Regions from separate parts of the Homo sapiens genome. Here region 1 is linked to region 2. Evidence: chromatin contacts called from ENCODE Hi-C data. All regions are on one chromosome and are shown on one strand. The core of a region is the stretch at or near the end of the contact, and the rest is flanking DNA. Distances in the headings are between cores, read along the strand shown. Region 1 holds the start of CFAP44-AS1 (CFAP44 antisense RNA 1). Region 2 holds the start of CCDC80 (coiled-coil domain containing 80).

Evidence for each region. Hi-C counts contacts between places; a loop is a spot of excess contacts on that map.
Region 1: a map of sigmoid colon shows a loop between it and region 2 (3-fold over the local background). The contact joins the promoter of CFAP44-AS1 here to the promoter of CCDC80 in region 2. A Hi-C loop is called at or near these places in 1 of 168 maps with a recorded cell type or tissue (sigmoid colon).

The regions. Positions count from the first base shown.
Region 1 is chr3:113,400,767-113,406,417 of GRCh38, reverse strand. It overlaps CFAP44-AS1 (CFAP44 antisense RNA 1), which reads right to left and starts at 2,420. Exons shown (of 6, transcript NR_046728.1): 1 at 2,362-2,420. It overlaps CFAP44 (cilia and flagella associated protein 44), which reads left to right. Exons shown (of 35, transcript NM_001164496.2): 9 at 2,402-2,566; 10 at 4,679-4,834; 11 at 5,131-5,178. It overlaps SPICE1-CFAP44 (SPICE1-CFAP44 readthrough (NMD candidate)), which reads left to right. Exons shown (of 52, transcript NR_183050.1): 27 at 2,412-2,566; 28 at 4,679-4,834; 29 at 5,131-5,178.
Region 2 is chr3:112,637,677-112,643,309 of GRCh38, reverse strand. It overlaps CCDC80 (coiled-coil domain containing 80), which reads left to right and starts at 2,167. Exons shown (of 8, transcript NM_199511.3): 1 at 2,167-2,983; 2 at 3,394-5,282. The coding sequence starts at 3,405.

The DNA.
Region 1 (5,651 bases), core at 1,171-3,670, 760 kb before region 2:
CTCCTGACCTCGTGATCCGCCCACCTCGGCCTCCCAAATATTTGTTACTTTCAGTTATGTCACAGAGTTGCAGTATTTATGTTACTTACTTTTCCCCATTTTGTCTTGCTATCGTGATCCAAGAAGACTTATTGGGTCAAAGGTTATATACAACCATGTGGCATTTATTTTTATTGTCAGATTATTACTCAGAAAGAGCAAACCACTTTATAGAGGCATCTGCAACACTGCAACTGTAATCTGTTAATTTATTCTTTAATATTGTTAGTTTCTTTCCTTTCTTTCTCTTATAAAATTTATAGGCATATTGCCTGAAACAATAGTTAATTAGGATTAGTTCTCTATCAATATTTTACATAGCTTCCTATTAGAATGAGTTATACATTATTATTTGTGATAATCTCAGTTGTAAGTAAATGCCAGCACACAAATATTTAAGGAACCAAGTTGTCTAGTCATCTACCTGACTGAATATTCTCAATTCAAAAGCATGGTATATAGGAGGAAGTAAAAAGCCTTGGATGCTGGCGAAACTATATGTCTAAATCCATGAGATGATCTTAAATCATCCCAGCTTCAAATTCTCAATACTGTAAGAATTAAGCTAAGATAAAGATCAATAGAATCCTTGTTAAAAACCTGGTATGAGATATATTTTTTAAAGGGTTGGTAGAATTTGTATAGATATAGGGAAGAAATAAGCCATTTTAAATGATAGAGCAACTGAAGGAAATGTTTAGCATTAGAAATAAATATCAAATTTTTAGAGGGCAAATTGGAATTAACCATTTATGTTGGCAAAAAGTGGAGAATTTCAGTGGAGAAGTATGACTTGGTCCTAGTGTACAAGGAGTTTAATAGGTAGGCAGAACTACTCTACATGGGAAGAGTAGACTTGCAAATGAAAGAAGTAATAAACAAATTTGGCCATAAAATGCCAGGTTGATTAGAAGGGAAATCTGGAGTCAAGGAAATGAGCTAGAACAGAAGCTGTTGCTGTCATCTAAAAAGAGATGATCAAGGGCCTAGACTTCTCAGAACAAATGGAAAAGGGAAGCTAGATATGAGTCACATTTCATAAAGGAATGCTTTGTAGGTTTTTGTCATCACTGCTGGCTTTCATCACTGGACAGAAGAAAATAAGTCTAAAGACTCTACCATAAATGGCTGAGGCTTAAGAACAGAATCAGTAAAGTCGGTAGGGTTGTTAAAAAATAGGTAGACCCAAGAGATAAAGGACTGAATAAAATCATCAGTTTCTCTAGATAAGGGGGAAATGGAAATGTAGACCTCTAGAGCATGCAGGTAAAAATTAGAATAGAGTTTCCCAAAGTGCATTTTTATGGAACATCAGTCTGTACAGAAGCTCCATAAAAATAAGACTTTTTAAGTCAAATTCCTTTGTATCTAAAAATTCCTCTTGGTGATTCCCAGCAAATACTTCTCTATTAAAAGTTCCCAGGGGTCCTAGAGAAAATAAAGTTGTTTGACTTTGTTTATCCTAGCAACAGCCTTCTGAGGCTGTGCAGTCAGAATAGGAGGTTTTGAGCCACCTTGCTTGGATTAGAATGCTGACTGGGTAGTTTTGGGCAAGTTACTTAACTGTTTTGTGCTTCAATGTTCTCCTCTGTAAAATGGGGATAATAATAGTCAGGGCTATCATTGGCCCATATGGTTCCTTTGCGGGGGTCAGAAAAAGCTGTTTGTTCTAGGAGAATGAGGTAACCAACATGCACAAGTGTACATGGTATCCCTGATAAATGTACCTAGTTCATATGGTTTTTTGCATTAAATAACTTAACATATATAAAGTACTGAACCAGTGCTTGGTACAGAGTCAGTACTCAATAAATATTACTTTATTTGTGACACTTGTTAAATATCTTAACAACTAATGTTTGGTGGCATGCACTTGGGAAAATGCCAGATTAAACAGGCTAATTTGAGAAAAGTTTTAGATGATTATCCTTGTTTGAAATTGGATACTATTATGCTATAATCTACTTAATTCAGTACTGGCCTTACAAGTTATCTAACATCTAAAATTTGATAGTATTACATTTAAAAAGTAGACTCTCATCTAATTCCACTCCTGTCTTTTGTCCTAAGAGATGTACCAAGAAGTCTATTGTATACATACATGAACAATTACCAACAACATACAGCCTAATCAAAAAGATGTAAAACTGATCATATTGCTGGAAGGAAATACATCAAAATGTTATTGGTAGTTGTGTCTGGGGTAGTAGGTCTTCATTTCTGTATTTTTTTATTTTTCCATTTAAAAATTTTATAATCAATAAAGATAACCTTAAAAAATAATTTTCACCTACTATTTGAGGCATAAATATGTACACTTACCTGTTTTAATGCACATTTCTTTTTTCCACATACCTGCCAGGTGCTCTCAGGGTCAGAATGGGGCAACATGCTGCTTTGGGAAGGTGGTCTGATCAAAGTGGAGCTCTGTCGAGGGACAAGCAAGTCATGTCACAATGGTCCCATTAACCAGATAATGCTGTATGAGGGTGAAGTTATCACTGTTGGGTCAGATGGATATGTTAGGGTAAGTTTTCTCGATACTTGGATGGTAGCACCCACGTTTAAGACTTGTAGCTCACCCAAAGGGTTTTATTTCTCATAAAGGTTATTTTGTGAAGGAGATCAGTAGTCATTTACTCCCAAGGCCAACTCACTTTAAATAATGCTTCTCTTGTGGTAAATATTTGCATTCTTGTCAAAATTAATTTACTGCATTTTACCACTGAAACTTTTTGAGAGGGCCTCTTGTTATTCTGATTCTGTTGAAATAATAGCTTCAGAAGATGAAAACTCATGTTAGCACAAGATGAACAGTAGACCCACATATCCTTCCAAAAGGCTCCATATGAATGGGCCATTTTGTAGGAACAAAGGTGCTGAACATTTGTTAGTTATTTTTTACTGAGGTTACCACTTAGAAATACACCCAGAGGTGAACTGATGGAGTTTGCCTATGGATGCTACATTCTTCTTGCTCCTTATGCTAGGGACCTCACTTGCTTTCTCTTGGGGACACTCTCTTGCCCAAAGCCTGGGCTAAGCTGGAACATTGCTCCAGCATCTAAGTCCCCTTGATTGCTATTGTCACACTTCTTCCACCCACTCTGTGTAGCACTTTCTGTTAATGAGTATTGTGCTGTGGCTGGTCAACCTGTAGCCTTGTGATTTGCCTTGTAGTCCTCTTGGTAGATATTTTCAGTGGGGCCTTTCATAAGAAAGTGGCAGTGTTCTATTGACATTCTTTAAGAAATGTTATCAAAAGTAAGATTCTTTTTTTTTTCTTTTTTAAGAGTCTGGTCACTCTGTTGCCACCGATTGAGCTTACTGTGTTTAATATTGTTTAACCCATATCTCCCACAGTGGGTCCTCTTACCACTGGCTTTTTGAGCCCCAGTGTATGTTTTTTACATTTACAATATTAAATTTAATCTTGTTAGATTTCACACATTTCTCTGAGAATCTTTTGTGTCCTTTATTTTGTCATATGATATATTTGCTATCTTTCCAAGATATACGTTACCCCAAAATGTCTAAATACCAAGTGGGAGAAAACCTCAGGAGAAAAGAAGTTAAATATTTCACAGAGGATCCCTTCATGGACACCAGTATTTCCTAAGCTTGCTTCTCTTTTCAGAGTCTGTCCTTGTCTTTTCAGTCCTTCACACAGTAAATCTTTACCTCTTACCCCATAGAAAAAACCTAGCCCAACTCCCAGGGGTTAGTCTGATCCTAGTTTGATCCTTAACCCTAACCCTGACCCTCAGATATTTCCCTCTTCCCCCAACCAGGCTAATCTATGGGACAGTCTTCCCAGAGTTCCTTTCTCAAAGTCTCAGTTATTCAGTCTAGGATCACATGGCAGGGTATGTTGCCAGAACTGTCCAGAATGAGCTTTGGCCCCTCACAGGGGAGGTCCTGCTGAGCCTCCCTGCCACCGTGAGGTAAAACTGTGCTCCTTCACTCTTCCTATAGTATTCTAGACTCCTCTCCCAATGAACAACAATCTACACTTCACTGTCTCACTGTCAGATAGTAACATTTACTGTCTCACTTACTGAGACATGTTTGGTGGTATGCACTTGGGGAAATGCCAGATTTTCCCAATGAGATAGTAAAGTGTGAAATATTAATATTCAGGAAGAGAAACATTTTCTAATGGAGACTTTATCTACATCTATATTCTTTGCTTCTAATGAGATAGTGCTTGAGTCATTAAGCAAGAAGGTATATTTCCCCCTTCCAGGGGCCTGCTGGTATGTAGAAAACAGGGTTCATTATAATGTCTTGCTGAACAACTGAACCATATACTCCTATGGCCACTTTATGTAAAAAGAGACCTAATAGAAACCTTGAAATAAAATTTGTTTTGGATAAATTAGAATTCTTATGCAAGGCTGTACTTTCTCACTAATCTTTATAAATATAAAGGAAACTATAATAGCTTATCATACCTCAGTTCAGAGTAAAATTTCAGGGGTCAGGTTTTGGCTGGTGTTCTTATCACACTTGTTCATTGTTACTTTTCATGAAAGAAAAAGAAATGACTTTTGAAAAAAAAATCAGGGTTTTTCTGGCTTAGAAAATAAATGTTCAGAAACTACTGATCGATTAAAGTATTTTCTTTTCATTTTACAAGATATGGGATTTTGAGACAATAGACACTGCTGATGTAATAGATGAGACTGGATTGTTGGAGATTGAGCCTATTAATGAACTTCAAGTAGACAAGAATGTGAATCTCTTCTCTATGATAAAAATGAATGAAACTGGAAATAACTTTTGGTTGGCTCAGGTGTGTTGCATTCTTGTCTCTTGGCTCTTTAACATTACATGGACCAAAAATTAAAGTAGTAGTATGATTGATTTGGCTACAAGTCCATTTGACTGTAAGTGTTATGAGATTGCTTATTGTGTGGCTTTAGTCTAAAATATAGAAGTTGTTTTTATTAAATTTCAATTATACTTTAAAATATATGTGAGCTTTTGATATTATTGCTTGTCCTTACTTTAATAAAACATAGAAAGAACATTTAAAAAATCTGATGAAAGTTTAAAATGATAAAACAAAATACTATTTAATTTTTTTAGGATGCCAATGGAGCCATATGGAAGCTTGACCTTAGTTTTTCAAATATTGTAAGTTGCCTATTATTCTTATTTTCTCCTAACTTTCATAGTAAAAACTTTTGTTATTTGTCTTTAAAGTATTCTTTATCTTTCTCCATATTTCATCATGGTCCTCATAAAAAACTTGCCTAACATGTGCTACTCTTGAGAATTCTCTCTCTCGTTATGATTTTACATAAAAAAGAATCTATCTCATAACACAATTTACCAGAAAAGTGGCCGTGTCAATACCTAACATTATATAGTACTTTATAGTTTTTATAAATATATAGAATTTTCATGTATTTTATCTCATGTGATCCTCATCACTACCCTATTTAGTAGACAAGCAGCTGTTACCATCTCATTTTACAGATGAAGAAATGGAAACTGGCATTTGAGGTGACTTGCGCAAAATCACACAGCCATTAAGGACAAAGCCCAGGACTCTATCTGGTTCTCCTAATTCTGAACCAGTGTTCTTTCTAACTTTTTAGGCTTTT
Region 2 (5,633 bases), core at 918-3,417:
AGGTACGTGCCTCCAATACTTCTTCAGGAGGATTTTCTGAAGCCCCAGGTAAGCGTTTAGGCATTGAGATGAAAACAAGCATGAGAAGCCCCACTTTGCCAGTGTGTGTGTATGTATCTGTGTGTGAGAAGAGACTGGGGGAAGGAGTTGGGTGTGGGGTGGGGACTAACGGCGGCGGTGGAGTGTTAGGTCCTCTCTGGTGTGTGTGTTTAGTGCGCCATCTGGTGACTGAAGCTCACAGAGGGAAGAAAGCCTGAGGTCCTAGGAAGACAGGCACAACCCAGGGTTGGGGTGGCTCCTCATGGTCAATTCGGGGTTGCTAAAGTGGCTGTATTTCAGCTTTACCAGCGCACAGGTGACAAATGTTGTGCACATCATGGAGAGGTTTGTGTAAGTCATGACTTATTCAAGAAAAATAATAAAGGGCTTTAAGGACCTATTGAGAAAAGCAAAAAGTACAGTTACACAATTATCCCAGACAGTAGGACTCTAAAAGTGTAAGTACTCTGGTTGAACAAATAAATGAAACTCTTCTACGAATGTGGGAAATGCAAAAAGGAATTGAAGGAAGGGAAAAAACTGAAGGTATGAGTAGAAAATTAAAGAGAGAGGCAGGATAGCATCACGCTTTGTAGGCTGTTCTAAACCTGGGTTCAAATTTCAGAGCTACTGCTTACCTTTTGTGGGACAATAGGCAATTTATTTAAACTCACCAAGCCTCAGTTTGCTCATCTATAAAATGAGGATCATTCTGTTTACTTTCTAAGGATACTGTGAGGGTTAAATAAAAGAATTCACAAAAATACTAAGCCCAAAGCTTCACATGTAAATGCTCAATAAATGGTAGTTGTTATAAGCAGAGAGAAGAGAAGAGGAAATGAAAAGCCAGAAGGGAGAAAGCTCAGTAAGGATAGTGTAGGACGCCTTAGAAAATTATGAGAAAGGAAGTAACATCTAGGACCCTCCAACTTAGCACAAGGCTAGGTTGATCAACCCAACAGGTGAATACCACGAAGGCTGCAATCTATGACTCCAGTGGACAGAGGGTCTCTGCCTGAAGCCCACTTTTGTTATTATCCTTACAAGTGTCTGAGAGAATGCCACAGCAGGGCTGGCCATCCTTCTTGGTACCCCTGGGACTTCAAGGTGTGGCCGGGCAACTCTATAGTTAACCTCTATACAGGACTTTCTCAGTTCCATGCTCGTAGCTTATGTGAAAAAAGTCAAATGTGACCAGGGCAAGATGGGGCTGATCAAGGCATAACAACTAGGGATGAAGTTTGATCCAGTGAGGGACGCTATTAGCATGACTGAGCTGGCAAGGAGGTTTCTGAGAACCCTGGCTTGTCACTGTTGGTGGCAGTTAATAGTGACATGGAGAGTCAGCTCGCCCAGCATGGCCGGAAGAAATATCCACGTAACCTGAGACCCCTTCCTTCTCCATTGAATCCTTATGGCAGACTCAGGAGGTGGAATCCCAAAGCTGCCTCACTCTCTCTTTCAGAACCTGATAAGTCTACTTCTATGGATTGCCTAAAGCCCTTCAGACATCTAAAGTCTCTGCAGAGGAAAATATTGCACTACACACACACACACAAACACACACACTCGGGACCTCCAAGGGAGCCCTTAGTCTACCATCTGCAGCCAGAGCTTTGAAGCTAGAGATCATAATGCCTGTTCCCTGATGTAACAGTCAACTGCAATCTCGACTTGCAGCCATTGCCTGCATTTCTAACCTTTTACCAGCTTCCTTCCATGCCGAGGAGAAACTAGGACCAAGAACACAGTAATATGATCCCCAATTAGCATAAAATAAAAACAACCTAGTCATGTTTTCCATGGGCTTTTCCAACCTCAAACTAAAAGCACAAAGCAGGGAGAAAGATATAAGAATATACACATGGGACTATAAATACATATATACTGTCTGTGTCAGCACAGCCAAGCACCCTGACCCAAATGAGTATCTGTCTCTAAGAAAAGAATGTAGCCTGATGCAGAAATCTGAGAATTTTCTCCTTCCAAAGTACAGTGTAAGAACAGACTGGAAGAGAAGTTACCCCGATGACTTGGTTTGGAAGGGGTTAAGGCACCAGTCATCCTCTTCTAAAGTGATTTATGATGATGTGTGGAGTTTAAAAACTTTACCCCACCCCAAAGAACAGCCTTCTCACTCCTCACTGAGTCCACTCTGAACGTGCTAAAATGGGAAGGAGGCGGTGTTTTGCTGATCTGTTAAATTCTTAGTGAAGTTTCCTTGATTTCCAGTGGCTGCTGTTGTTTGAGTTTGGTTTGGAGCAAAACTGAGGTAGTCCTAACATTTCTGGGACTGAATCCAGGCAAGAGAAAGAAGAAAAAGAAGAAGAAAAAGAGGAGGAAAAAGGTAGGGAGAAATAAAGGGAGGAGAGAAGCACAGTGAAAGAAAAAAAAAGTCCCTTTTCGACATCACATTCCTGTGTTTTCCCTCAGCCTGGAAAACATATTAATCCCAGTGCTTTTACGCCCGGAAACAAAGAGACTAAGCCAGACTATGGGGGAAAGGGAGATAAGAAGGATCCTGGAACTTTAAAGAGGGAAAGAGTGAGATTCAGAAATCGCCAGGACTGGACTTTAAGGGACGTCCTGTGTCAGCACAAGGGACTGGCACACACAGACACACGAGACCGAGGAGAAACTGCAGACAAATGGAGATACAAAGACTTAGAAGGACAGCTCCTTTCACCTCATCCTACTTGTCCAGAAGGTAAAAAGACACAGCCAGAAAGAAAAGGCATCGGCTCAGCTCTCAGATCAGGACAGGCTGTGGATCTGTGGCGGTACTCTGAAAGCTGGAGCTGCAGCACACCCCTTTTGTATTGCTCACCCTCGGTAAAGAGAGAGAGGGCTGGGAGGAAAAGTAGTTCATCTAGGAAACTGTCCTGGGAACCAAACTTCTGATTTCTTTTGCAACCCTCTGCATTCCATCTCTATGAGCCACCATGTAAGTGTGTAATCTTTTCTGTCTTTGATCTGTTTATTTGTTTCTTTATTGCTTATTTTGAAGGAATGAAATGTGAATGTTGTCATAATTAATATGCTAGTTTGCATTTTCTTTGGAGCATCCAGAGCATTAGTTGAAACAGTACAAGCATGCTGACTGGGAAACTGAATTGGATTTCCTGCTTAATGTAACTGTCTCTGTTAAACACTAACAAATTATAGGGGATTGAAAGTAACAGGATCTCATCCCATTTTCCATCTCCTGACCTCCCTCCTTCTCTCTAACCAACCTTTTCCCCTCCCCTTGGCTGAGATACAGAAAAAGAAAATGACCAGCTCTGTTTCCAGATAAATAATTTTCTTTCTTTTTTCCCCCTCCCCTTTGTTTTATGACCTCCGTGCATCGCAAAGTGGATTACACAATGACATGGAGAATGGGACCCCGTTTCACTATGCTGTTGGCCATGTGGCTAGTGTGTGGATCAGAACCCCACCCCCATGCCACTATTAGAGGCAGCCACGGAGGACGGAAAGTGCCTTTGGTTTCTCCGGACAGCAGTAGGCCAGCTCGGTTTCTGAGGCACACTGGGAGGTCTCGCGGAATTGAGAGATCCACTCTGGAGGAACCAAACCTTCAGCCTCTCCAGAGAAGGAGGAGTGTGCCCGTGTTGAGACTAGCTCGCCCAACAGAGCCGCCAGCCCGCTCGGACATCAATGGGGCCGCCGTGAGACCTGAGCAAAGACCAGCAGCCAGGGGCTCTCCGCGTGAGATGATCAGAGATGAGGGGTCCTCAGCTCGGTCAAGAATGTTGCGTTTCCCTTCGGGGTCCAGCTCTCCCAACATCCTTGCCAGCTTTGCAGGGAAGAACAGAGTATGGGTCATCTCAGCCCCTCATGCCTCGGAAGGCTACTACCGCCTCATGATGAGCCTGCTGAAGGACGATGTGTACTGTGAGCTGGCGGAGAGGCACATCCAACAGATTGTGCTCTTCCACCAGGCAGGTGAGGAAGGAGGCAAGGTGAGAAGGATCACCAGCGAGGGCCAGATCCTGGAGCAGCCCCTGGACCCTAGCCTCATCCCTAAGCTGATGAGCTTCCTGAAGCTGGAGAAGGGCAAGTTTGGCATGGTGCTGCTGAAGAAGACGCTGCAGGTGGAGGAGCGCTATCCATATCCCGTTAGGCTGGAAGCCATGTACGAGGTCATCGACCAAGGCCCCATCCGTAGGATCGAGAAGATCAGGCAGAAGGGCTTTGTCCAGAAATGTAAGGCCTCTGGTGTAGAGGGCCAGGTGGTGGCGGAGGGGAATGACGGTGGAGGGGGAGCAGGAAGGCCAAGCCTGGGCAGCGAGAAGAAGAAAGAGGACCCAAGGAGAGCACAAGTCCCACCAACCAGAGAGAGTCGGGTGAAGGTCCTGAGAAAACTGGCCGCCACTGCACCAGCTTTGCCCCAACCTCCCTCAACCCCCAGAGCCACCACCCTTCCTCCTGCCCCAGCCACAACAGTGACTCGGTCCACGTCCCGGGCGGTAACAGTTGCTGCAAGACCTATGACCACCACTGCCTTTCCCACCACGCAGAGGCCCTGGACCCCCTCACCCTCCCACAGGCCCCCTACAACCACTGAGGTGATCACTGCCAGGAGACCCTCAGTTTCAGAGAATCTTTACCCTCCATCCCGGAAGGATCAGCACAGGGAGAGGCCACAGACAACCAGGAGGCCCAGCAAGGCCACCAGCTTGGAGAGCTTCACAAATGCCCCTCCCACCACCATCTCAGAACCCAGCACAAGGGCTGCTGGCCCAGGCCGTTTCCGGGACAACCGCATGGACAGGCGGGAACATGGCCACCGAGACCCAAATGTGGTGCCAGGTCCTCCCAAGCCAGCAAAGGAGAAACCTCCCAAAAAGAAGGCCCAGGACAAAATTCTTAGTAATGAGTATGAGGAGAAGTATGACCTCAGCCGGCCTACTGCCTCTCAGCTGGAGGACGAGCTGCAGGTGGGGAATGTTCCCCTTAAAAAAGCAAAGGAGTCTAAAAAGCATGAAAAGCTTGAGAAACCAGAGAAGGAGAAGAAAAAAAAGATGAAGAATGAGAACGCAGACAAGTTACTTAAGAGTGAAAAGCAAATGAAGAAGTCTGAGAAAAAGAGCAAGCAAGAGAAAGAGAAGAGCAAGAAGAAAAAAGGAGGTAAAACAGAACAGGATGGCTATCAGAAACCCACCAACAAACACTTCACGCAGAGTCCCAAGAAGTCAGTGGCCGACCTGCTGGGGTCCTTTGAAGGCAAACGAAGACTCCTTGTAAGTAGCCTTCTCCTTGGCATTCTTCTATGGGCTGAGGCAGGGCATGTTAACGTCTGTCTTGTTAGTTTTGTAAAAATCATATTGCTAGATGCCAGACTGTGACTGAACCTGTACTGTGTCAAGAAGCTCAGAAGTCTGGCAAAAGAGGGCAGCAGGCCAGTAGCTCCTTCTGGTTTAGTGACCTATGAAGTTCTGCTCACACAACTCATGGCCCTGTGGTACAAAGTCAGTGGCTGGGGACCCTACACATGAGCCCAGGAGAGCACCTGTAGTCAGCTTCCTCTAGACCTGTAGGGACCCTTCCCCCATTTCTACCACTCTCTTCCAAGGGATATTTCTGGACAAAGC